2 separate regions of the Homo sapiens genome follow, and region 2 is linked to region 1. Evidence: read pairs that join two places in POLR2A ChIA-PET (ENCODE). Cell type or tissue: OCI-LY7. All regions are shown on one strand. Each heading gives the region's core, and the rest is flanking DNA. Links, peaks and the distances in the headings are about the cores only. Region 1 has its middle 18 kb from the start of ASH1L. Region 2 overlaps ASH1L (ASH1 like histone lysine methyltransferase).

What was found. ChIA-PET counts read pairs that join two places held together with the same protein. Peaks named below come from ENCODE experiments on the same cell type or tissue, not always from the same donor. Only the 100,000 strongest peaks of a DNase experiment are listed, where the experiment ranks them.
Region 2: POLR2A ChIA-PET joins it to region 1 with 6 read pairs; 8 of 35 experiments call an interaction of 5 or more read pairs at or near these places.

Annotation. Positions count from the first base shown.
Region 1 is chr1:155,574,722-155,587,206 of GRCh38, forward strand. It overlaps a transcript of MSTO1 not described here. Among named protein-coding and RNA genes, the nearest start is that of ASH1L, 18 kb to the left of the region's middle. RefSeq lists silencers at 2,286-2,423, 12,227-12,390. In OCI-LY7, for the core only: no CTCF peak of the experiment used is centred there; no DNase peak of the experiment used is centred there.
Region 2 is chr1:155,534,264-155,539,093 of GRCh38, forward strand. The region is part of intron 1 of ASH1L (ASH1 like histone lysine methyltransferase); the gene reads right to left. Among named protein-coding and RNA genes, the nearest start is that of ASH1L-AS1, 25 kb to the right of the region's middle. In OCI-LY7, for the core only: no CTCF peak of the experiment used is centred there; a DNase peak (open chromatin) is centred at 1,988; H3K27ac peaks cover 853 bases.

The sequences.
Region 1 (12,485 bases), core at 8,486-12,485:
ATGTTCAGCTAATTTTTTTTATTAGTAGTAGAGATAAGGTTTTCCTATGTTGCCCAGGCTGGTCTCGAACTCCTGGTCTCCGAAAGTGCTGGGATTACAGGCCTGAGCCACCGTGCACAGCCTCCACTATCTAATTTTAGAACTTTTTCTTTTTTTTTTTTTTTTTTGAGACGGAGTCTCCTGTTGCCAGGTTGGAGTGCAGTGGCACTATTTCGGCTCACTGCAACCTCCACCTCCCGGGTTCAAGCGATTCTCCTGCCTCAACCTCCCGATTAGCTGGGATTACAGGCATGCGCCGCCATGCCCAGCTAATTTTTGTATTTTTAGTAGAGACGGAGTTTTGCCATGTTGACCAGGCTGCTCTCAAATTCCTGACCTCGGGTGATTCACTCGCCTCAGCTTCCTAAAGTGCTGGGATTACAGGTGTGAGCCACCATGCCAGGCTAATACTTGTACTTTCTATGAGTAAAAATAAATGAGTTCTTTGACCCTCAAAAAAAAAAAGAGAGAGAGAGAATCCCAGTTTTTCCAGATCCTGTCCAACACATATCATTGTCAGTTCTTTTGATTTGAGCCATCCTAGTGGGTGTGAAGTGGTATCTCATTGTGGTTTTTATTTGCATTTTCTAGATGACTAATAATGTTGAGCATTTTTCATGTGCTTATTGGCCATTTGTATAACTTTTATACTTTGGAGAAATGCCTGCTCAAATCTTTTGCCTTTTTTTTTCTTAATTTGAGTCAGGGTCTCACTCTGTTGCCCCCGGCTGGAGTGCAGTGGTGCAATCACGGCTCACTGCAGCCTCAGCCTCCCAGACCCAGGTGATCCTCCCCGCTCAGCCCCCCAAATAGCTGGGTCCACAGTGGCACGCCACCGCACCTGGCTAATTTTTTAAATTTTTTGTAGAGAGCAGGTCTCATTATGTTACCCAGGCTGGTCTCAAACTCCTGGGCATAAGCAATCCTTCTGCCTCAGCCTCACAAAGTGCTGGGATTGCAGGTGTGAGCCACTGCACCTGGCTCTTTTGCCTATTTTATTTATTTATTTTATTGTTTATTTTTGTCTTATTTTATTTTTATTTATTTATTTATTTATTTATTTATTTATTTATTTATTTTTGAGACAGAGTTCGCTCTGTTGCCCAGGCTGCAGTGCAATGGCGTGATCTCGGCTCACTGCAACCTCCACCTCCTGGGCTCAAGCGATTCTCCTGCCTCAGCCTGCCAAGTGGCTGGGACTACAGGCACACGTCACCACGCCCAGCTAATTTTGTATTTTTAGTAGAGAAGGGGTTTCTCCATGTTGGCCAGGCTGGTCTCAAACTCCTGACCTCAGGTGATCCGCCTGCTTCGGCCTCCCAAAGTGCTGGGATTACAGGTGTGAGCCACCCCGCCAGGCCCCCCATTTTTAAATTGAGTTGCCTTTTTATTAAGTTGTAAATGTTCTTTATATATTATGGAGATAAGTTAAGTTCTATGTGATTTGCAAATATTTTCTCCCATCCTGTGGGTTGTCTTCCACTTACTTGATGGTATCCTTTGAAGTACAAGTGTCTGATTTGGATACAATTCGTTATCTATTTATAGTTTTTTTGTTTTGTTCTGTTTTGTTTTTGTTTTTGTTTTTTGAGACGGAGTCTCTGTCACCAGGCTGGACTGCAGTGACGCGATCTCAGCTCACTGCAACTTCCGCCTCCCGGGTTCAAGTGATTCTCCTGCCTCAGCCTCCTGAGTAGCTGGGACTACAGGTGCGCACCACCACGCCCATCTAAGTTTTGTATTTTTAGTAGAGATGGGGTTTCACCATGTTGGCCATGATGGTCTCGATATCTTGACCTTGTGATCCGCCCACCTCAGCCTCCCAAAGTGCTGGGATTACAGGTGTGAGCCACTGTGCCCAGCCTATTTTTAGTTCTTTTGCTTGTGCTTTTGATGTTATATCTAAGAAACCATTGCATAACACACGATAATGAAGATTTACTCCTGTATTTTCTGCTATAGAAAATTAGAGGCTGAGCGCAGTGGCACACGCCTGTAATCCCAGCACTTTGGGAGGCCAAACTGGGTGGATCACCTGAGGTCAGGAGATCGAGACCATCCTGGCTAACATGGTAAAACCCCATCTCTACTAAAAATACAAAAAATTAGCCGGGCGTGGTGGCAGGCGCTTGTAATCCCAGCTACTCGGGAGACTGAGGCAGGAGAATGGCTTGAACCCGGGAGGCGGAGGTTGCAGTGAGCCGAGATCGTGCCATTGCACTCCAGCCTGGGCAACAAGAGCAAAACTCCGTCTCAAAAAAAAAAAAAAAAAAAAAAAAAAAGTTAGAAAACTCACCCCTGCAAGTTTTTTTTTTTGTCTTTTTTTTGTTTGTTTGTTTGTTTTTTGAGATGGAGTCTCGCTCTGTCACCCAGGCTGTAGTGCAGTGGCGCAATCTCAGCTCACTGCAAGCTCCACCTCCCAGGTTCACGCCATTCTCCTGCCTCAGCCTCCGGAGTAGCTGGGACTACAGGCGCCTGCCACCACGCCCGGCTAATTTTTTGTATTTTTAGTAGAGATGGGGTTTTACCATGTTAGCCAGGATGGTCTCGATCTCCTGACCTCGTGATCCACCCGCCTCGGCCTCCCAAAGTGCTGGGATTACAGGCGTGAGCCACCACGCCCGGCCGCCCCCTCCAAGTTTTATACCTGTAGCTCTTACATTTAGGTCTATGAGCTATTTTGCATTCATGTTTGTGTATAATGTAAGGTAGGGGTCCATTTTCATTCTTTTGCATGAGTATCAGGTTGTCCCAGCACTATTTGTTGAAGAGACTATTCTTTCTTCATTGAAGTGTCTTGGCATCCATGTTGAAAATCAGTTGACCATGATGTAAGCGTATGCCAGTACCAGACTATCTTGATTACTGTAGCTTTATCGTAAGTTTTGGAATCAAGATGTATGAGTCCTTTAAATTTGTTATTTTTCAAGAATGCTTGGGCTATTCTAGGTCTATGGCATTTCCATATGAATTTTGAGATCAGCTTCAAAAGTTTTTTCTTAAGACAGGGTCTCACTGTGTCACCCAGGTTGGAGTGGAGTGGCGCGACGCTAGAGTCCACTGCACTTTCGACTTCTCAGGCTCAAGCGATCCTCCCACCTCAGCTCCCCAACTAGCTGGGGCTACAAGCACGAGCCACTACACCCAGCTAATTTTGTATTTTTCGTAGAGACGGAGTTTCACCCTGTTGCCCAGGCTGGTATCGAACTCCTAGCTCAATTGATCCACCCGCCTTGGCCTCCCAAAGAGCTGGGATTATAGGCATGAGCCACCGCACCTAGCTAGCTTGACAATTTTGACCAAAAAGATTGCTGGGATTTTGATAGTAGCAATATTTTTTTAAAAAAAGGACTGGTGATTTTAGTGAACTGTGTTCTCCGTATGAAGCACTGGTGTGATGGAGTTACAAAAGTCGCTCTTGGAAATATAATATCCTAAATTAGGGAAACAGTAGATCATACCTGAAGTGTATTGGGGTAATATAGAGAAGGGACTTGTACTGCATGATAATTGCTTTAGGAAACTGAAAGCATTTATGGGGGAGGGGTGGGGAGCAGAGGACCATAACTACCTTTCTTTTTTTTTTTTTTTTTTTTTTTTTTTTGAGATAGAGTCTCACTCTGTCACCCACACTGGCGTGCAGTCTTGGCTCACTGCAACCTCCGCCTCCCAGGTTCACGTGATTCTTGTGCCTCAGCCTCCCAAGTAGCTGGAACTACAGGCATGCGCCACCACGCCCGGCTAATCTTTTTTTTTTTTTTTTTTTTTGAGACGGAGTCCCACTCTTTAGCCCAGGCCAGACTGCAGTGGCACAATCTCGGCTCACTGCAAGCTCCGCCTCCCAGGTTCACGCCATTCTCCTGCCTCAGCCTCCCGAGTAGCTGGGACTACAGGCGCCCGCCACCGCGCCCGGCTAATTTTTTGTATTTTTAGTAGAGATGGGGTTTCACCGTGTTAGCCAAGATGGTCTCGATCTCCTGACCTTGTGATCCGCCCGCCTCGGCCTCCCAAAGTGCTGGGATTACAGGCGTGAGCCACCGCGCCCGGCCCTGTGTGGTTTTTTTTTTGTTTTTTTTTTTTTCAGTAGAGACGAGGTTTCGCCATATTGGCCAGGCTGGTCTCAAACTCCTGACCTCAGGTGATCTGCCCACCTCGGCCTCCCAAAGTGCTGGGATTACAGGTGTGAGCCACTGCACCCGGCCCATAACTACCTTTAATAATTGAAAAGCTGTCATGTGGAAGATGGCTTGTAAAACCCAAGAGGAGGCCAGGTGTGGTGGCTCACGCTTGTCATCCCAGCACTTTGGGAGGCTGGGGCAGGCGGATCACCTGAGGTTGGGAGTTCAAGACCAGCCTGACCAACATGGAGAAACCCCGTCTCTACTGAAAATACAAAATTAGCTGGACATGGACATGGTGGCGCATGCAGGCAATCCTAGCTACTCGGGAGGCCGAGGCGGGAGAATCGCTTGAACCCGGGAGGCAGAGGTTGTGGTGAGCCGAGATCAAGCCATTGCACTCTGGCCTGGGCAACAAGAGTGAAACTCCATCTCAAAACAAGCAAACAAACAAACAAACAAACAAACAAACAAAAAACCCAAGAGGAAGACTAGGACAGTGAATGGAAGCTACAAGGAGACATGTTGCCTCGAACTACTGAAGAACTTTTATTAAAAGCTGTGTAAAAACCATAATGACTTCCTATTGAGTTCCCCATCACTGGAAATCATTAGGCATTTGCTGATTGACAGTGTAGCATATATAGTGGCTAATGGGAAAGGCTTGAGAGTCAAACATAGATTTCAATTCTAAAACTGCCTGATTTTAGGATATATACCCTTGGAGTTAATCTATCCATACTTATTTTCAGCTGAGCATAATAACGTGTACCTGATGGGACTGTTGTAAGATAATGCCTTTAATTTGCTTATTATAGAGCCTATTTCAGAAAAATATTCAGTGATTAATATTAAGATCAATGTAGCACTGATTTAGTTCTGAACGAGTTCAATCCTTAGACTAGGTCGACATAATCTTAAGCATCTGTGGTTCTCGCCTGTAATCCCAGCACTTTGGGAGGCCGAGGCAGGCAGATCACTTGAGGTTGAGGAGTTTGAGACCAGACTGGCCAAAATGGTGAAACCTCGTCTCTACTAAAAATACAAAAATTAGCCAGGCGTGGTGGTGTGTCTGTAATCCCAGCTACTTGGGAGGCTGAGGCAAGAGAATTTCTTGAACCCGGGAGGCAGAGGTTGCAGTGAGCCGAGATCGGGCCACTGCCCTCCAGCCTGGGCAACAGAGCAAGAGTCCATCTCAAAAAGAAAAAAAAAAAAAAAAGAATCTGTTATTCTCTCTGGGTATAGTGGCTCGCACATGTAATCCCAACTACTCGTGAGGCTGAAGGGAGAGGTTGCATGGCCAGCGGTTTGAAACCAGCCTTGGTAACATAATGAGACCCTGACTCTAAGAAAAAAAAAAAAAAGGGCCGAGTGTGGTGGCTCACACCCGTAATCCCAGCATGTTGGGAGATGGAGGCAGGACGATCCCTTGTGCCCAGGAGTTTGAGACCAGACTGGGCAACATAGTAAGACCCTGCCCTGTCTCTACAAAAATAATAAAAATAAATTAGCCAGGCGTGGTGGTGTGCACCTGTGGTCCCAGTTACTTGGGAGGCTGAGGTGAAAGGATCATTTCGGCCTGAGAGTTCGAGGTTGCAGTGAGCCGTGATCACGCCACTGCACTGAAGTTTTAGCACATAGTCTTTGGGATACCTTTCTAAATTTGGCACAGGCTGTTTCTGACTTCCTTCTGAAGTTACATTTGGCCTGTCTAGGCAAGAATACTCTTTTTGTTGTTTGTTTAAAGAAAGATAATTTGGCCAGGTGCGGTGGCTCACGCCTGTAATCCCAGCACTTTGGGAGGCCGAGGTGGGCGGATTGCCTGAGCTGAGGAGTTCAAAACCACCCTGGGCAACATGGTGAAACCCCATCTCTACTAAACACCAAAAAATTAGCCAAGTGTGGTGGCATGCATCTGTACTCGGGAGGCTGAGGCAGGAGAATTGCTTGAGCCCAGGAGGCAGAGGTTGCAGTGAGCCAAGATTGTGCCACTGCACTCCACTTGGGTAACAGAGTGAGACTCTGTCTCAAAAAAAAAAAAAAAAAAAAAGGGAGAGAGAACTCTAATACTCTAACACTACCTAAACAGTTTCATCAGAGTAGCGGCAGAGTTTTACACACAATAGTGTGTAAGAATCTGTGGTTTCTTACAGATTATTACAAATACAAAAAAATGTCTTTTTACATGCATTTGGAAAAGCTTCAAAAGACTAAGGCAACTATTTGGGATTTGTTTATCTACATTTTATTTTGTTTTTTAATTGTTTTTAAGAGACGCAGTCTTGCTATCTTGCCAGGCTGGTCTTGAACTCCTGGGCTCAAGTGATCCTTATACCTCGGCCTCCCAAAGTGTGGGCATTATAGGTGTGAGTCACCTCATCCAGCCATTATCTACATTTTAAATAAAGACTGTGGTTGGAAGCAGAACTCTTTTGTCTTGGAATACTTGAGGCAGATAATGGGGAAAAGCTCAGAATGATGGCAGTTGAAAAATATTGGAGAAGTATTTTATTTTACTTTATATTTTATTATTATTATTATTTTGAGACAGAGTCTCACTCTGTCGACCAGGCTGGAGTGCGGTGGTGTGATCTCAGCCCACTTCAACCTCCTCTTGAACCTGGGAGGGTTCAAGCAGTTCTCATGCCTCAATCTCCCAAGTAGCTGGGATTATAGGCATGTCCCACCTCGCCCATCTAATTTTTGTATTTTTAGTAGAGATGGGGTTTCGCCATGTTGACCAGTACTCCTGACCTCAAGTGATCTTCCTGCCTCAGCCTCCCAAAGTACTGGGATTACAGGCGTGAGCCACTGCGCCCGGCATGGAGAAGTATATTAATGACATTTTTGAGAATTTTGTTTGTTTTGGCTTCCTATTAGGCTGGAGATAATTATCATTCATCTTTAATTTTTACCATAATTTTTTTTTTTTTGAGATGTAGTCTTGCTCTGTCACCCAGGCTGGAGTGCAGTGGCGCGATCTTGGCTCACTACAACCTCCGCATCCCCGGTGCAAGCGATTCTCCTGCCTCAGCCTTCCGAGTAGCTGGGACTACAGGTGTGCACCACCATGTCTGGCTTTTTTTTTTTTTTTGAGTCGGAATTTCGCTCTTGTTGCCCAGGCTGGAGTGCAATGGCATGATCTCGGCTCACCGCAACCTCCACCTCCTGAGTTCAATCATTTTTTGTATTTTTAGTAGAGACAGAGTTTCACCATGTTAGCCAAGGTGGTCTCGATCTCCTGATCTCATGATCGCCCGCCTCGGCCTCCCAAAGTGCTGGGATTACAGGCGTGAGCCACCACGCCCGGCCAACCATCAGTCATTTCTCATAGGAAACCTGTCCCTTACCTACCGTCCAGTTACAAGCAAAATGTTTAACTTGTGTTCTGCAGAGAAGTGTTCAAATGACATGAAAAGACTGAAAACAGAAATCAGTACGCAATTTTTCATAGTATTAGTGGCATTCAGCCTTATCTTGCAGAGTCCTGATTTGTATATACCCTGGAAAATAGAATAAGCAAACATTCCTCTCTTTTGTGTTGATTTGGCTTGTTGATAGGATTTCTCTGCTTATAGATTTTTTGTTTGTTTGTTTTTTGAGACAGAGTCTCATTCTGTCGCCAGGCTGGAGTGCAGTGGCACGATCTCGGCTCACTGCAGCCTCTGCCTCCCGGGTTCAAGCAATTCTCTGCCTCAGCCTCCCTAGTAGCTGGGATTACAAGGTGCCCACAACAACACCCAGCTAATTTTTTGTATTTTTAGTAGAGACGGGGTTTCACCATCTTGGCCAGGCTGATCTTGAACTCCTGACCCCGTGATCCACCTGCCTCGGCCTCCCAAAGTGCTGGTATTACAGGCATGAGCCACCGCGCCCGGCCGGCTTATAGGTATTTTAAAATATTTTGAAATGTGATTTAGTCTAGGTTGTCTGCTTTAGGGTGAGACTTTTGAGATTTCTTTCTCTCCTTACCCACCTACCTGCAACTTTGTTTTTGTTTTGTTTTTTGTTTTTGTGGAGGCAGGATCTCACTCTGTTGCCCAGGCTGGAGTGCGCTGGTCACTGCAGCCTTGAACTCCTGGGCTCAAGTGATCCTCCCTTCTCAGCCTCCCAAGTAGCTGAGACTACAGGCACAGACCACCATGCCTGGCAAATTAAAAAAAAAAAAAAATTGTAGAGTTGCAGTGTGGCCACGTTGCCGAGGCTGATCTCCAACTCCTGGCCTCAAATGATTTTTTCCGGCCTGGGCTTCCCAAAGTGCTAGAATTATAGATGTGTGCCACTGCACCTGGTCCTTCCCCTTCTTCTTAAAGTATCTTGTTATTCCCATATAGAAGGTATATCTTTTTTTTTTTTTTTTTTACTTGAAAACTAGTGAGGGCCAGGCATAGTGGCTCACACCTGCAATCCCAGCACTTTGGGAAGCCAAGGCAGGAAGATCACTTGAGGCCAGGAGTTAGAGACCAGCCTAGGCAACATAGCCAGACCCCATCTCTATAAAAATAAAATATAGCCACGAGGTGGTTGCACGTGCCTGTAGTCCCAGCTGCTCAGGAGGCTGAGGCAGGAGGATTGCTTGAGCCTAGGAGTTAGAGGCTGCAGTGAGCTATGATCGCCACTGCACTCCAGCCTGGGCAACAGACTGAGACCCGATCTCACAAAATAATAAAGTAGTGAGGAAATACTGAAGAATTTTAAGCAAGGCTTCAGTGGAGAAAATGTTTAAGTCTGGATGCTGGTAGATCATTTATTTTAATTTGGGTTCAAGATGATAGTGTCCTGGAACAGAAGCTGATTACACGTTCTGACCGTCATTTCTCATAGTGTCTATAACATAGGCAAAATAATAGCTCCAGTGTCCACAGGCACGCCTATGGAAAGAAGGGCATCTGGACCATGTCACACACTCCTTCCTCTCCAGTACCCAGCCTGCTTCCTAGTCCACAGCTCTTCCAGTAGTGGTTGTGCCGGGGAGCATTGAGAAGATCTGGGGAGCACAGTGGGGCAGGTCAAATACTATTGGAGTGACATTGCACTCTAGAAAAGGAGCCCTGAAATCCCACAAGTAAAAAGGCAGGCAGGCCAGTAGAGACCACCCCAGTCTTATTCACCACTATAGACTCTGTGTAGTGTGGGCGTGTGGAAGCATGTCATATGCTTCTTGAATGACTGAGTTTAGGAGTGCTTTGGCGTCTTCATTAAGTAGTATGGCTGTGCAGGTGGCTCACGCTTGTAATCCCAATACTTTGGGAGGCCAAGGCGGGAGGATCACTTGAGCCCAGGAAAGACCAGCTCTGGCAACATAGCGAGACCCTGTCTCTACAAAATATAAAAGCCAGGTACTGTGGCTTGCACCTGTAATCCCAACTACTTGGGAGGCTGAAGTGGGAGGATCGCTTGAATACGGGAGGTTGAGGCTGCAATGAGCTGTGATTGTGCCACTGTACTCCAGCCTAGGTGGCAGAGCAAGACCCTGTCTCAAGAAAAATAAAAAATAACAAACTTGAGGCAGAGCATGGTGGCTCACACTTGTAATCCTGGCATTTGGGAGGCTGAGACAGGAAGATCGCTTGAGCCCAGGAGTTCAAGACCAGCCTGGGCACCATAGGAAGGCTTATCTCTACCAATAAAATAATTTCTTTTTTTAATTAACCAGGCAATGGGCATGTATGGTCCCAGCTGCTTGGAAGGCTGAGGCAGGAGGATCACATGAGGCCAAAAGTTCAAGGCTGCAGTGAGCTGTGATCTTGCCATTGCACTCCAGCCTGGGCAACAGAGTGAGAGCTTGTCTCAAAAAAAAAAAAAAAAAAAAAAAAGAAAGAAAGAGGAAATAAAATTTAAAGGAATTTATATGAGTCTGTACCTCTCTCTCTCTTTTTTTAGACAATATCTCACTGTATCACCCAGGCTGGAGTGCAGTGGTGCGATCATAGCTCCCTGCAGCCTTGAACACCTGGGCTCAAGTGATCCTTTCGCCTCAGCCTCCTATGTGGCTAGGACTACAGGCATGTGCCACAGTGCCAGGTTTTTTTTTTTGTTTTGTTTGTTTGTTTGTTTGTTTGTTTGTGGAGGTGGTCTCACTGTGTCATCTAAGCTGGTCTCAAACTCCTGGGCTCAAGCAGTCTTCCCACCTCAGCCTCCAAAAGTGCTGATATTACAGGCATGAGCCACCATATCCAGCCTATGTGATTCTCTTGACTGTACTTTAAGTTCCTTGATTATAAGGTCAGGGACTATAACAGTTTGTTCACCATTGTATTCACAGGGCCTGGTACATAGTAGGTGCTCACTAACTATTCGGTTAAATGGGTGCAACTCTGTTGTTGCTTTAAAGATTTTGGTTGCAAGAAAAGTGAAAATGAGGGACGGGCGTGGTAGCTCACGCCTGTAATCCCAGCACTTTGGGAGGCCAAGGCGGGCGGATCACGAGGTCAGGAGATCGATACCATCCTTGCTAACACGGTGAAACCCCGTCTCTACTAAAAATACAAAAAATTAGCCAGGCGTGGTGGCGGGCACCTATAGTTCCAGCTGCTTGGGAGGCTGAGGCAGGAGAATTGCTTGAACCCGGGAGGCGGAGGTTGCAGTGAGCTGAGATCGCGCCACTGCACTCCAGCCTGGGTGACAGAGCGAGACTCCGTCTCAAAAAAAAAAAAAAAAAAGAAAAGTGAAAATGATAGCCAAAATGAACTAATCAATTACATAGACATTTAACTTAAGTTATTCTATAACTACTGGATATTGAGAGTTACATTTAAGTATTTTTAAATCTCTTTTAGCTCCAAAAGATTCAGGCTTTTTAAGTATTTTCAGCATGCAAAATAATTAATATAATACACATGTTATAAAAATAATAAAACAAATACTCATGTATCCATTATCCAGTGTTAGTTAATAGCTTATTATCAGTTTCCTTGTGTGCCTGCCCCCATCTTTTTCCTTTCTCCCTAAGAGTAACCATTATTCTATTTGTTGTTCTTATCATTCTCTTGCCTTTTTGTTTCAGTTTTCCTATATATATATCCCCCAAATAATCAATGAAGTTTTTTGGTTTTTTATTTTACATGTCATACTATGCTAGATGTAGTGTTCACTCAGTATGCATTTTTGAGATCCATATTGATGAATGTAATGGTAATTTGTTCTTTGTATTGCTTTCCAGTATTCCATTCTATGACTGTATCTATCCAATGTTCTGTCAATGGACATACGGACATTTGTTTTTTTTACAGTCTTTTTATAATTTGTACTCTGCTAATATGAGCATCTTTATTTCTATTTCTCAGTGTACATGTAGAAGTTTTTTTCTTTCTCTCTCTCTCTGTCTTTTTTTTTTTTTTTTTTGTTAGAGACAGGGTTTCACCATGTTGGCCAGGCTGGTCTCGAAATCCTGACCTCAGGTGATCCACCCGCCTCGGCCTCCCTAAGTGCTGGGATTACAGGCGTGAGCCACCATGCCTGGCCCTGATTTTTTTATTTTTGTAATAAGGTGGCTTCAAATGGTATCTCATTTTCATGGTTTTAATTAGCATTACCCTGATTTGTAATGAGGTTGAAAAATATTTTCATGGGTTTGCTAGCCATTTGTGTTTCTTTTCTGTGAAATGCTTGTTTGTGTCTTTTGCTCATTGTTCTTTATTAGGCTGTAGGCATGCTTTATATGTTCTAGATATTACTCCATATTATTAACCCATAATAATCCATTGTCAGTTTCCCATGTTGCAAATATTTTTTCCCATTTGTGCTTTACCTTTCACTTTTTTTTTTTAAGAGTACAAGGACAATGCTGAAAGGAATAACAAGGCTTATCTCTAGGATCCATAAGGTGAGTCTGGACTGACGGCTGATCTGAACACTTTGTGCATACTGCCTTTTATTATTATTTTTTTAACTCAGTCTTGCTCTGTCACCCTGGCTGGAGCGCAGTGGCGCAATCTCGGCTTGCTGCAACCTCTGCCTTCCAGGTTCAAGCAATTCTCATGCCTCAGCCTCCCAAGTAGCTGGGATTACAGATGAACACTATCATACCTGTCAAATCTTTGTATTTTTAGGAGAGATGGGGTTTTGCCATATTGGGCAGGCTGGTCTCAAACTCCTGGCCTCAAGTTATCCACCTGCCTCAGTCCCCCAAAGTGCTGGGATTACAAGCATGAGCCACTATACCCAGCCTTGAATACTGTCTTTAAGTAGATTTCTTCTTTTTAGATGGATTCATGGTATCTAGAGTCAAATGCTCTGGAGAACTTTGTCTATAACAAGTTTCAGTAGAATAACTGTGTTTGGCCGGGCGCCGTGGCTCACGCTTGTAATCCCAGCACTTTGAGAGGG
Region 2 (4,830 bases), core at 1-4,000, 49 kb before region 1:
GAGAAACATCTGTTTGCTGAGGAAGGAAGATTATTCCAAAGACAGCAAAAGTTGGTTCTGGAATACCAGTCATATCAGCATACTAGATTAGGATGGTAACAATGGAAATAGAGAAAAACGGGTGGATTTAAGAGACATGTTAGATATTTGTCAATATAATGTGAGAGGATGAGGGTGGAAAAAACTGAAGACTTGACCAAATGGTAAATGGTATGGTGGTACCATTTGGAGACTCATTCAACAAATATTTACCAAGTTATATATCAAGAACTGGAGATACAATAGTACAAAATATAGACAAAAACCCTTGCTTTGTGGGGCCAATATTCTAGAAGTATGCCAGGATGAGACAGAAAGGGAAGATCAAAGGGTTCAGTAATAAGTACATTAAATTTTAGGTACCTGTGAAACATTTAAGTGGAAAGTCAAAGAGAGAGCTGAAAATATATGTATATGCTATATACAGAGGGAGGCAGTGTAACAACATACAAATGAAAAAGTTAACGGAATTTTATAAGATTTTTAGCCTGGAAGAACAATGAAGAACAATTCTTTTTCTTTTTAGATAAGTAAACCTATTTAAAATTGCCATGTTATAGATTAAACAATGCAGGTAGATTGTTAGCTTAAAACAAGTAAAATCTGGCCAGGTGCGGTGGCTCATGCCCATAACCTCAGCACTTTGGCAGGCCAAGGCGGGTGGATCACCTGAGGTCAGGAGCAAGACCAGCCTAGCCAACACAGTGAAACTCTTTTCTCTACTAAAAATACAAAAATTAGCGGGACATGGTGGCACACGCCTGTAATCCCAACTACTCGGGAGGCTGAGGCAGGAGAATCGCTTGAACCCAGAAGGCAGAGGTTGTGGTGAGCCAAGATCGTGCCATTGCACTCCAGCCTGGGCAACAATAGTAAAACTCCATTTAAAAAAAAAAAAAAAAAGTAAAATCTAACTTGTCTTATCTGAGGATTTTTTTTTTTTTTAAGACTGGGTTTTGCTCTGTTGCCAAGGCTGGAATGCAGTGGCATCTTCTTAGCTCACTGCAGCCTCAAACTCTGGAGCTCAAATGATTCTCTCACCTCAGCCTCCCGCGCAGCTAACAGGGGGCAAGCCACCATGCCTGCTCATCTACAAGGAATTTTTGTTTTCCTTTGTGATCTTTATTAAACATGGCTAGAGACTTTTTATTTCTAAACATTACAACATTATTTCTTAACATTAAAAACCAGTTATAGGCTGGGTGTGGTGGTTCACGCCTGTAATCCCAACACTTTGGGAGGCCAAGGCAATAGGACTGCTTGAACTCAGGAACTTGAGGCCTCAGTAAGCTAAGAAAATATCACTGCATTTCAGCCTTGGCAACAGGGCAAGACCCCATCTCTTAAAAAAAAAAAAAAAAAGTATAAATTAGCGACACAAGATTTTATTTAAAAATGTATAGCACATTAGGCCAGGCATGGTGGCTCACACCTGTAATCCCAGCACTTGGGAGGTTGAGGCAGGCAGATCACCCGAGGTTGGGTTGGGAGTTTGAGACCAGCCTGACCAACATGGAAAAACACTGTCTCTAATAAAAATACAAAATTAGCCAGGCGTGGTGGCGCATGCCTGTAATCCCAGCTACTCAGGACGCTGAGGCAGGAGAATCTCTTGAACCTGGGAGGCAGAGATTGCAGTGAGCCGAGATCGTGCCATTGCACGCCAGCCTGGGCAACAAGAGCAAAACTCCATCTCAAGAAAAAAAAAAAAAAGAAAAAAATTTATAGCACATTATTCATTTAAATTTGTGCTGGGCTTCAGACTCTTTAAAATTTCCACAGATAACCATCATATTTCTTAGGATATATCAAACTAGCTAAGTAATCACATACCCAGGAAATGGAGGTTCTAGTCAAGCCAAAAAGTAAGTGCGAAGGTCTTGAGGTGGAAGTATTTTTGTTGTGTTTCAGAAATAGAATGGAGACCTTTGCCCAACCCGGCTTCCTGGAACTGAATGAGTACGCAGACTGAGAGGGCATGCAGGACTTATACAGAGGGCCTTGCAGACTTATAAAGACTTTAGCTTTTACTTTGAGACAGGAAGCCATCAAAATGGTTTTAAGAAATGACATGATCTGACTCAGGCCTTGAAAAGATCATCTGCTACTGAATTGAGATGACAAATTTTTGGCCTAATAACTTGTTATCATCCTTGACTCCTTCCTTTATCTCAAATCCTACACACGCAGTCTGTCAGCAAAATCTGTCAGCTTTACCTTCAAAACATATGCAGTCATTTCTCACTACTCAACAGCTCCCATATATGAATACGCTATGTCTGTCAAAAGTAGAACCCATGCTTTTAATACTTCTACATAATGAGGGAGGCTAATCCAGGATGACTGCTCAAGCCCAGAAGTTCAAGGCTGCAGTGAGCTATGATCATGCCACTGCACTCCAGCCTGGGTGACAGAGTGAGAACCAGTCTCTAAAAAAAGTTAAAAGAAAAAAGAAAGAGGCCAGGCGCAGTGGCTCATGCCTGTAATCCCAGCACTTTGGGAGGCTGAAATGGGCAGATCACAAGGTCAGGAGATCGAGACCATCCTGGCTAACATGGTGAAACCTCGTCTCTACCAAAAATACAAAAAAAAATTAGCCGGGCGTGGTGGCGAGTGCCTGTAGTCCCAGCTACTTGGGAGGCTGAGACAGGAGAATGGTGTGAACCCTGGAGGCGAGGCTTGCAGAGAGCCGAGGTCACACCACTGCACTCCAGCCTGGCGACAGAGCAAGACTCTGTCTCAAAAAAAAAAAAAGGGAAAAAAGAAAGAAATTCAACACAGAAAGGCAATTATTTATCAAATGTTATCAAACAAACCCAAAGAAGTCAAAACTCCCTAAAACATGCCTGCAGTGCATTTGCTGCCTAGAGTTTAAAGCTGATAGACTTTAAGATTAAGAGGTAATTTCAAGGGATTAAATATTACAATGATTATATCTGAAAACCAAAAGCTTGGGCATTATTCACTCACTGAAACGAATTTAAAGAAACAAACAAGAAGAGTATTTGGGTATCCTGGGAGTGTTTTTCAAACTCCACTAACATTTATCTATCTTAGTCCTACTAGGCGCCATACACTATGCCAAAGTGGTTTCACTTATTGTCTCATTTGTTTCATTCTGACAATAATCTTATTAGATTTAACTAATCACATTTTATAGATGGGCAAACAGGCTTCGAAACGTGATTAACTCTAAGACTGTAAAATTAGTAAATAGAAGAACTTGGATTGAATGTAATCTTCTCACTCCAAATCTACTACAGGATATCCATCTGCAAGAAAAGAACTCAGACCCTTACCTCACATCATACACAAAAATTAACTCAAGTGGATCACAAATCTAAATTCGAAAACGAACTATAAAATTCCTAAAAGAAAATGTAGAAGGAAATCTTTGTGACTTTGGGTTAGGCAAAATTTCTTAGATATGACAGCATGATTTTTTTTTTTTAAAAAAAGCTGGTAAACTGAACTTCACCAAAACTATAAACTTCTGTCCTTCAAAAAGGCAGTACTAAGAAAATGAACACAAGACACAAACTACTACAGGTTACTGTGATAGTACACATTCCTGCCACCTCTCTGGAAGCCACTCCTGAGTCTTATCTGCTGATCTGATTTGGCCTACCAGACTTCCAGATGTTGGAATTCCTTAGGTTCAGTCAGTCTTTTCTTTCTCTAAAATATTTTGGCATTTTTTAAATTTTTTAATTTTTATTTATTTTTTATTTTTATTTTTGGAGATGGAGTCTCACTCTGTCACCCAGGCTGGAGTGCTGTGGCACCATCTTGGCTCACTGCAACCTCTGCATCCTGGGTTCAAGTGAGTCTCCTGTCTCAGCCTCCAAAGTGGCTGGGACTACAGGTGCGCATCACCAGGCCAGGCTAATTTTTGTATCTTTAGTACTTATATTTTGCATTTTGGAGATGGGGTTTCACCATTTTGGCCAGGTTGGTCTTGAACGTCTGACCTCAAGTGATCTGTCCACCTCAGCCTCCCAAAGTGCTGGGATTACAGGCATGAGCTATGGCACCTGGCGTTTTTTTGTTTGTTTGTTTGTTTGTTTGTTTTTGAGATGGAGTCTCACTCTGTCACCCAGGCTGGAATGCAATGGCGCAATCTCGGCTCACTGCAACCTCTGCCTTCTGGGTTCAAGCGAGTCTCCTGCCTCAGCCTCCCGAGTAGCCGGGACTACAGGAACGCACCACCACATCCGGCTAATTTTTTATATTTTCAGTAGAGACAAGGTTTCACTATATTGAACTCCTGACCTCGTGATCTGCCCGCCTCGGCCTTCCAAAGTGCTGGGATTACAGGTGTGAACCACTGTACCCAGCCTTTTTTTTTTTTTTTTTTTTTTAATAAAGACGGCTCTATCATCTGGCCTGGGGTACAGTGGCATAATAATAGCTTACTGCAGCCTCCAACTCCTGTGCTCAAGGGATCCTCCCACCTCAGCTTCCCAAGTAATAGGGACCATAGGCATGTGCCACTGCACCTGGCTCCTACTCTAGATTCTTTCCCTGTGTAATTTATTATACTACTTAAGACTTTTAAGCTCCAGACAGTATATCTGAAACCTGGTTCAATATCTTTACAAAGTTTAATCCTCCTCCAATCTTTCCCATTTCAGTACCACCAATTGCTCAAGTCAGAGCTACTACTAGTCAAACTACTACAGGTTACTATGATAGTACACATTCCTGCCACCTCTCTGGAAGCCACTCCTGAGTCTTATCTGCAGATCTGATTTGGCCTACCAGACTCCCAGATGTTGGAATTCTTTAGGT